Regions from separate parts of the Homo sapiens genome. Here regions 1 and 2 are each linked to region 3. The links are chromatin contacts, found by Hi-C in ENCODE. All regions are on one chromosome and are shown on one strand. The core of a region is the stretch at or near the end of the contact, and the rest is flanking DNA. Distances in the headings are between cores, read along the strand shown.

Region 1 (3,103 bases), core at 275-2,774, 1.9 Mb before region 3:
CCAGCTTTGTTTACCTTATATGGCCAGGTCCTAACACCCCGAGGCTGTCCATTGGTCGAGGCACGACCTCACTCAGCTGACGTCACCGGGACCAAACGATGCAAATAAACCGAGGCATTCTGGGAAAGGGAGTTTGGGGCCGCTCCGGAACTGGCTCTGCCGGGCCTTGGCGCCCGCCCGCTAAGGGCCGAGATTTCCGGCAAAGAGCACGAGATTTTGCGTGGGAAAGCGGGAGAACTGCTGGGAGGGGGACCCCGAAGCACCAGAGGCTGCTGGCCCCGCCAGCCTGTCCCAGGCGCCGTCCAGAGGGTCATGGGGCTACAGTGGGGCAGGCCCAGAGCCAGGCTAGGAAGGACCCATGCCACGAGTGGGCGATGAGAGATTGAGTGAGGAGAGCTAGGAGGCTAGCTATAGGCGGTGACGTGCGGCGGAGCTTTTAAGTGGCTCATTCATTCATTCACTGAACGAGTATTTGTCGGCGCCTACAGTGTGCCGGGCCTTTCAGCCTAGACCAGCCGATTTGGGCCAAAATTCCTAGAGACCCCTCTCTTAAGGGCGTGCCTACTATTTAACACAGAGCGATGCCAATCACAGAGGGGTTCAGGGTCCCTAGGTCTTAGCAAAGACGCCTGTGGCCCGGCGTTTGCGCCCATGCACAGATCTGTATGCCCCACCTTGGGACCCCAATTCGTGCCAGAGCAGGGGCACGGGTGCCACCGAGAGCAATGAGGGCGACATGGACGTGCCTGGCTCTGGTCACGGTCTGGACAGCTGCGCACAGTAGGCACTTAGCGTTCAGTCACAGTCCCCGGGGCATGGCAAAGACGTCTGTGGCCTGGCGTTTGCGCCCATGCACAGATCTGTGGCCCCGGCCTCTGGGCTCCTAATTCCCGCCAGAGCAGGGGCGTGGGTGCCACCGAGAGCAACGAGGGCGACGTGGACGTGACTGGCTCTGGTCCCAGCTCAGGCGCCTGCACACATTAGGCACTCAGTTTTCAGACACCGTTCCTGGGCCTTGGCAAAAACGCCTATGCACGAACCTGAGGCCCCCGCCTGCGGACCTCCATCCGTGCCAGAGCAGGGGCCGGGTGCCACCCAGAGCAACGAGGGCGACGTGGACTCCCCCAACCCTGGTCACGGCCCGGGCATCCACACACAGTAGGCGCTCACAGTTCAGACACGGTCCCCAGGCCTTGGCCAAGATCCTGTGGTCAGGCATTTGCGCCCATGCACAGACGTGGCCCCCGCCAGCGGACCCCCATCCGTGCCAGAGCAGGGGCACGGGTGCCACCGAGAGCAACGAGGACGACGTGGACGCGCCCGGCTCGGGTTACGGCCCGGACATCCGCACAGCGGGCGCTCGGTGCTCAGACACGCCCCTTCCCGGGCTTCGCGTCCCCTAGGGTGCCGGCCCCGCTCCCCCGGGGCGCCCGGCGCACCGTGGGGACTACATATCCCAGCATGCCGCGGCGCCGGCGGAGCGAGGCGAGGCGCGGTGAGTCAGAGCCGCACAGTAAATATTTGTATTAGCCGGAGCCGGCTCGCTAATGGTGGACGCGTGAGGCGGAGGCGCGGGCGGAGGAGGGAGGCCGGAGCGGGCAGCGCGGCGGCGCCATGTCCGTGAACATGGACGAGCTCAAGCACCAGGTCATGATCAACCAGTTCGTGCTGACGGCGGGCTGCGCGGCCGACCAGGCGAAGCAACTGCTGCAGGCGGCCCACTGGCAGTTCGAGGTGCGCGGCGCCGGAGCCGGGCGAGGGCCGGGGCCACGGGCGGAGTGTGTCCCGCGTGGCCGCCGGGCGGGGGCGGACGGCGTGGACGCGTGCCGGCTGTGCGCCCCCTCCGGGCCGCAGACCCGACCCGCTTTCCCGACGGCGGTGCCCGGCGTCCGGATCCCAAGGGCTCGCGGCGGGCGGAGGTGGGAACCGGGCCACCGGTCGGGGATACGCCGCCCCCGCGGGGCCGCGAGTCCCCCGGGATCGAGACGGGGACCCCCCCCACCCCTTTTGTCCGGGTAACGGCCGAGGGCCGGGCGGCCCCGCGGTGCAGACGGACAGTCGGGCGGGCGGCCGGAAGGAGGACGCCCCAGGCCTCGGCAGAGCTGGGCCGGAGGGCGGAGCCGCTCCGGGCGAGTGGTCCGAGGGTCCGCGTGCCTGGTGGGCGGTCGGCGGCGTGCGCACACGTCCATGTGCATTTGTGTTTACGCACGCACCGCGCCACGGCGTCGGCCGGGCACCGGGGAGGTGGCGGACCTGCGGGCACGTTGGCGCGCGTGTGAACGCGCAGCCCCCTGGTGCGTTTGGTGTGTGATCAACGCGTACACATGTGGCGGGTGTGCAGATGCCGCCCGTGCCCGGCACGGTGTGATGTGTGTACACGGCCTGGAGTGTAGGGGTGGCGTGTCGGAGCCCCACACTACACCACAGGGATGAGCGTGTATCCCCTTCAGAGGTGTGCCTGGGGACTCCGTGTGCGCGACTAGGTGCTCTCCTGGGGCTGGCAGGGGCATCTGTCCCTTTACCGGTGCAATGGGGAGGGTGCACACGGTTCACCAGCTTTCGGGCTAGCTGGGTAGGAGGTGATGCTGCCCCGGTCTGGCACCCACTCCCCCGGGCCTCTCCTAACCCATAGGACAGTAGTGCTCCTGGCTTGTGCTGCCCAGAGGCTACCTGGCTTTCCCTAATTCACCGACCCCAGGATTAACCCCATGGTGGTTGGTATCAGGGGATGAGGCCAGAGCCCTTTGAGCTGTGCCCCTCACAGGGGTAGGGTCATGGCCTCAGCCATCCCGGTACCATCTGTGCCCAGCCGGGGACTGGGAACCTGGTTTCTCCATGAGGAGCCATCCCAGGGCCTGCAGGAGGGACTAGAAGCCAGAGGACTCTGAGGCTCCGCTTCCTGGGGACTGCAGGGGGATCAGAATGTCCCAAGCTTGGGACAGTCTGGGAAGGCAGTGGCCATCCCATCCAGATGAGTACATCCCTCTCTCCTTGCCTACTTCCCTCCTACCAGCCGTCGCGGAGGCCACTGATCCTGTGTGGTGTTCACCCCAGGACGTGGGAGGCTGCTCTGTCCCTCTGGCCTTAGTTTCCACATCTGTAT
Region 2 (2,973 bases), core at 468-2,967, 1.3 Mb after region 3:
TGCTTGCTTTGATCACAGCAACCTCTGAAAACCCAGCTTCTCAAGATGCAGTGTCCCGGCAAGGACTGCAGTGTGATCTGAGGCTGAGCCTGGGAGCCGGCTGGGGCTGGGAGTCCACATGGGACACGTGTCAGTGATGACAGCTGTGCTTCCCTGGAAAACCTGGAACGTCCCCAGCTGACGGGCTGCCTCTGCCGCCTGGGATGTGAACACTCCCACCCCATCCCTCTCTGACACAGCCGGACGGGGAGCAAGTGGGGGACTTTGTGAGACACAGCAGGTGCCTCCCGTCGCAAAGGAGACAGACACAGACCGCTTCTTCTGTTCAGGGGTTCAGCCAGGAGCAGGCTCTCTCTCTAGCCCCTCACAGGGACTAGAGAGGCTCTTGGTCCAGTCCTTCAAGCCACTCTCATCACTTCTGAGGCTACCGGCAACCCCAGGATGGGCCCAGCCCACTCACCCCGCAGCACCCTCGATGGTCTCCATCAACACCAGGAAGGCTTGGTCCGCCGGGCCCTCCAGGAAGAAGCTGGCCCACAGCTCCTCCAGGCGGCCATGGGGCAGCAGCTCCAGCCAGGCTGGGCTCAGCCTGCTGGCAAGACATCTGAGGACAGGCGAGAAGTGGGCCGAGGCAAACTCCTCCTTCTCCCTCGGGAGCGCTGGAGGCTCCATCTCACCGAGATACCGCTTCAGGGACTCCAGGGTGCAGAAGATGTGGCCGCCATCCTCCGAAGACGAGAGGGCATGAATGGCTTCCCGGACGGCGAGTCGAACCTCTGAGGGTGCTGGCTCCATCCTGCAGGACAGATCTGGGCGTCACGGGAAGACGACCTGTGACATGGACACAGGGCTCAGCTTGGGGCACGGAAATAATCCACACAAGCTCAGGAAGCCCCTCGGTGAGCGCCCCGAGACCCCACACCCCTCAACCCTGGTCCCACCCAACCCTGTCCCGCCTCCTTCCCCTCCAGTGCCTGCCGGTTTCCACCCAGAGTTCGCTCCTCCGCTCGGACCCCAACGCTACCAGCCACTGCAGGGCTTCTCAACCCGGGCCACTGTGCCCAGGGAACATTCTCAGTTGTCTCAACCGGGAGTGCCACTGGCGCGAGAGGGAGGTGGAGGCTAGAGATGCTGGTGAGTGTTCCCCGGGCACAGCGCGGCCCCACGCGTCCTCGCACCCAAGGCGGGAAACTCGGCCCGCGGGAGCTGCCGGCCCTCCCGGCTCCCTGAGCGGTGAGAGGTGGCTCCAGTCGCCATTCCTCCGCCCCTTAGAAACCAACAGCTTACGGGGAACACGGGTTCGGGGCTAGAGGAGCCGCACGCGGACCCGCCCCCGATCCAGGCCCGGACCCCGACCTGTACCCGGACCCCGACCGGACTCCTACCCGACCTGGACCCGACCCAACCAGACCTGGAGCCCAACCCGACCCAACCGGACCCCCGATCCCCGATCCCCGACCCCCAACCCGACCTGGACCCGGCTCCCGGGTGACTGCAGCGCGCTCAGGCGCCGCGCGCCACCGATTCGCTGCAGCCGATTCCCCACGGCCGCCGCGGCCCCGGACGAAACGCGATCGCGGCCCAGCCGGTTGGCCCCGAGCACGAGTTCCTGGGTCCGGGCGAGGCTCCCGCGGGTTTTCTTGAGCCTCTGGGGCGGGTCTCCGCGGGCCTCTCAGCGCGAATCTGCGGAGGACGCCAGGCGGGAGGGCGCATCTGCGCCTGCGCTGCGCGGGGACGGGGCGGAGCCTGGACGCGGGAGCGGGGGGCGGTGGGGTGGGCGGGGCCTGACGCGTGAGTGGGGCGGGGCCTGAGGGCAGGGCCGCGCTTCCCCACGTGGCTGCGAGCTGGGTTCGCTGCGCCCGGGTGGTGGGTTCTCGCCTTAGTTTCTCCCATCTCGGTCGTCCCTACCCTGGAGTGATGTCAGCCGTCTCTTCCCTCCGCCTCGGGTCCCACATTCTCTCCAGAACGCCGAGCGTTCGCTCTAAGGCAGATGTTTACCAAGACAGGCCTGGCTCGTCTTCCCCGGATGTAAGGCTCTGCTTTCAAGGGTCAGAGGCCAGTAAGGGAAACGCACGGTACACAAGGAAGTAAAAGAGCAGTTGAGATCATGTCAGATCTGAACAATTGCAGCTCCGTAAATGAGGCCGGGTCGTGGAATAAAAACTGCGACCAGTAGGGTAAGCGCTAGACGCATGTGGCTCTGTAAATTAACTGAAGTTAAATAAGTCCAGTTCCCTTGCAGCACTAGCCCCATCTCAAGGGCTCGGTACTACCTTTGGCTGTGGCCGCCAGGCTGGACAGCCGGACACTGAACATTTACAACATGCAGTGCCTTCTGTACACCGCAGCGGAGTGTGGGGGGCTTCATCTTTGTGGAGGGGGCAATCCAGGAAGACACCTAAAGAGGCGCCATTTCAGCAGTGATGGATGTGGGAAAAGCTGGGGAACAGTTATCCATTCAACAAACATTGATTAAATGCCTGCTTGGTGCACCAAGCCTTCTGAGCAACAAATGATGCAAAGTTCCTGCTCACCTATCGGGGGAACAGATAAAGTACATACGAAATATGCCAGGTGACAGGCCTCGAGCAGAAAAACTGGCAGAGGCCGGGCCCGGTGGCTCACGCCGGTAATTCCAGCACTGGGAAGCTGAGGTGGGAGAATCGTTTGCACCCAGAAGTTCAAGAATGGGAAAAATAGTGAGACCCTGTCTCTACAAAAAATTTAAAAATTAGCCAGGCACGGTGTCATGAGCCTGTGATCCCAGCTACTCAGGAGGCTGAGGTGGGAGGATGGCTTGAGCCCGGGAGGTTGAGGCTGCAGTGAGCCATGTTCACTGCCACTGCACTCCAGCCTGGACAACAGAGCAAGACCCTGTTTCAAAAAAAAAAAAGGAATCAAAATAAAAAACCGGTAGGGTAAGAAAATAAGAGCCAGTGGCCGGGCACAGTGGTTCACACCTCTAATCCCAGC
Region 3 (3,151 bases), core at 367-2,866:
CCCCACAAAAAAAGACGACGACCCCACGGCATCTAAGGGGTGTGTTAAGACACAGAAAGTAGGAAGATCAACACCACACACAAATCACCAAACCAAACGATATTACAAAACTCTTAAAGTGGGGGCCATAGACAGTGGATATGCAAAAGTTACCCAAGTTAAAAGCAGAAAGTAAAAAGTACAAAGGAAGACAAAAACACCCTTTTCTGTTGGGAAATTATCCGAGTGGTAAGCTAACAATGAAGTAGAAAGATATATTTGAATTCAACAGTAAAATATGCAAAAAAGAAAACGGTACCAAAAGGGGAGAAAAAGGGGAGACAAGGGTTGTCGAAAAAAATGGACATCAGCAAGCACAGCCAGCTCAGCACCGGGGCGCTCCAGAGCGGCTGAGTGGACACAAAGAACCCAGAAAGCTAAAATAGTAGCTTTAGAAGAGCCCTAAGCCCACGCACTTAGGATGAAAGACAACACAACACTCTGAAATTCTGATCCAGATTCGTCCTAACTGAAGCCGAGTGGAAACCAAGCTTCAGAAGAGCTGTGTGCCAAAGAACGCCTGAAACCAACCAGAAAACTTATATATGAGTCTGGCGTTTTCTTCCCAACGAAGGTCTCCAAAAGCCTCCTTAGTTTGAACACGAATTCTCGGGAGACGTTGAAAAAGTGTAAAAAGGGAACGCACGGTCTACCTTACAAATGTAAACTGAACACGTTCACTTTCTTCACAGTTTTTAAGATTTGGGGTTTCTCCCCGCCACTAACAACTCAAAGGCTGATAGCCGGGAATCCTAAACCATTTAAATCCGGCCCACGAAGTTCAAGGCCCTCCCCGCAGCGCCGGGGGCCTATTTTCGGCCTTGCGGAATGGGGGAGGGGGCTGCGCGGCGTCCCGCAGTCTGGGAGGCCCCCGACACGGGCAGCCCAACGCCGAAGAGAAGCCCGAGGAAAGGAGATCTGGAACCGGGGGCAAGGGTCCAGGAGCAAGCCCCCCGCCGCCGCCCCTTCCCCGCCACTTAAGGGCCGAAAACGGCAGCTGCAGGAAGGCCACCTCGGCGGCACATGTTGGGGGGAGGAGTGAAGCCGAGGCGCGCGCCCTCCCCCCTCACCAAGGGCGCTCGCGAACCCGAGTACAGGCGGCTGCGAACGCCGTTGTCATGGGGGAGGGGCGGGGGGGGGTGAAGCCCGCGCGCGACAGGAACGGCGGGAAGGGGGAAGGGAGGCGAGGGCGTCCGCGCCAGCGAAGGGCGTCGAGCGCGCGTGCGCGCGGAGGAGCTCGGCGGCCTGGGCAGTTCTCCGCGCGCTTTGGCCTCGCGCCGGGGCCGCCGCCCCTCCCCCACCCGGCTCGCTGGCTCCCTCACCCTCTCACCCGCCGCCTCCGCCCGCCGCCTCCGAGGGGGAGAGGTCTTGCCGCCGCCGCTGCTCGAGCTCCCGAGTCCCTCGGGCCTGGGGCCGCCGCCTCGCCTCGCCGGTCCGCCCGCCTCAGCCGACGCCGACGCCTCCTCGCTTCCTCAGGGGCCGCAACGGGCTCCAACTGCGCCACTCGCACCCCGCCTGGGCCGCGCTGCACGTCAGCACGACTAACTGCGTGCGTCAGCACGCAAACGCGCGTCGCGGGGCCTGCCGGGAACTGGAGTGCGCCCCGCGGCCTTTTGCGCAGGCGCCGAAGCCACACCGCGAAGTACCGTTTTTTCAGGCACAAGGAAGGTTTCACCCCGTTGCCGAAAGACTAAGCGTCCCGTTGGCCAGTGCAACGAAGAACGGAGGAAGCGACGTAAGACACCGCGTATTCGTAGGCCTTCCGCTGCGGGGAGGAGCACAGGGCCTAGCGGCAGCAAAGCGACGCCCGAGCGCGTCTCGTCTCCCGCTGTCGATGCAGAGCATTCTGGGAGTTGTGGTTCGGGCGTGTCGCGGAGCCCGGATGTAATTTCGGCTCGGGGCGTGGCGGCCATTTTGTCTCCCCATGTTGGGAGACGATATCCCAGCCGCGGTGGTGCTGCCGCTTTCGTGTGACTTTGGGTTTCCCGAGCGAGCCCGCAGCTGCACAGCAGTCCGCCTTCCCGTACCCGAGAGAAGCCGCCTCAGACCCCAGCCAGCGGGCACCCCCGGAGGCCCCGAGCCTGGCTGCAGGCCCTAGACCTGCACCAGGGGCCCAACCAGTTACCCGTAGCATGGGCCACGTTCTCCCGCTGTAGACCGGGCTGAGGCCCGACGGCCACCCCTGGGGGAGGAGTTTTCTTAGCTTCCGGTAGGGCAGCCAGGCCGGGGTCCCACCAGACCCAGGACGTGATACCGGTGAAGCGGCACATACAGGAACAAGGCAGGAGGAAAATAATAAGCACCTTAAAGTTTCCACTTTTCGGTACCGTACTTCCTGTTAATGTTTCTAAGCCCGTGATTCTGGGCCTGATAATCAGCCAGCCGTCCTCACAGCAGAGTTGTAAGACGCTGGGCTGCTCAAGCACAAGTTCATATCTAGACCCACCGCTGGCGAGCAGCCCTGGACGTCCCGCTTAGCTGTCCTAACCAACTCAGGTGGCCTTGATCCGCAACAGGACGCGGTACCACGTAATGAACTGTCCATTTGAGTGCAAGGATTTATATTTGTTATTACGATTTGGGGGTGTTTTTAAGAGGCAGGGTTTTGCCCAGGCTGTTCTCGAATTTGGGGCTCAAGCGATCCTCCGACCTCAGCCTCCCAAGTAGCTGGGACTACCCGTGCATGACACCCTATCTGGCCCTTGTTTTTTGTTGTTGTTGTTGTTCTTTCTTTTTTCACGTGGTTTCGCACTTGTCACCCAGGCTGGAGTGCAATGGTGTGTTGTCGGCTCACTGCAACCTGTCTCTCAGGTTGAAGTGATTCTCGTGTCTCAGTCTTCCGAGTAGCTGGGATTACAGGCGTGTGCCACCACGCCTGGCTAATTTTTGTATTTTTAGTAAAGACGGGGCTTCACTATATTGGTCAGGCTGGTCTCGATTTCCTGACCTCAGGTGATCTGCCCACCTCAGCCTCCCAAAGTGCTGATATTACAGGCGTGAGCCACCACGCCCGGCCCGTATCCGGCTTTAAGATTTGTTTTTCACTTGCCCGTGGGAGGATGTACTTATCTCAGATGCTAGAGCCGGGAGACCCTCCCCCCCACCACCCCCA

The links. A loop is a pair of places that touch in the nucleus more often than their neighbours do. Pooled maps may share reads with other maps.
Region 1: a loop to region 3 is called in a pooled map, with 21 times the contacts of the local background. The contact joins the promoter of UBALD1 here to the promoter of SRRM2-AS1 in region 3. A Hi-C loop is called at or near these places in 7 of 50 pooled maps.
Region 2: a pooled map shows a loop between it and region 3 (9-fold over the local background). The contact joins the promoter of TELO2 here to the promoter of SRRM2-AS1 in region 3. A Hi-C loop is called at or near these places in 4 of 50 pooled maps.

The regions. Positions count from the first base shown.
Region 1 is chr16:4,613,309-4,616,411 of GRCh38, reverse strand. UBALD1 (UBA like domain containing 1) reads left to right here and starts at 1,524. Exons shown (of 3, transcript NM_145253.3): 1 at 1,524-1,734. The coding sequence starts at 1,615. RefSeq lists silencers at 1-20, 1,264-1,503, 1,844-1,943, 1,984-2,093, 2,174-2,343 and enhancers at 71-330, 168-739, 740-1,312.
Region 2 is chr16:1,492,104-1,495,076 of GRCh38, reverse strand. TELO2 (telomere maintenance 2) reads right to left here and starts at 1,717. Exons shown (of 21, transcript NM_016111.4): 1 at 1,472-1,717; 2 at 461-831. The coding sequence starts at 795. RefSeq lists enhancers at 1-110, 1,012-1,912, 2,010-2,059 and silencers at 1,280-1,479, 1,490-1,539, 1,710-1,799.
Region 3 is chr16:2,751,065-2,754,215 of GRCh38, reverse strand. SRRM2-AS1 (SRRM2 antisense RNA 1) reads left to right here and starts at 1,616. Exons shown (of 6, transcript NR_027275.1): 1 at 1,616-1,774. It overlaps SRRM2 (serine/arginine repetitive matrix 2), which reads right to left and starts at 1,578. Exons shown (of 15, transcript NM_016333.4): 1 at 1,370-1,578. RefSeq lists enhancers at 170-1,012, 1,013-1,855, 1,737-2,026, 2,087-2,256, 1,856-2,698 and silencers at 1,167-1,226, 1,247-1,556.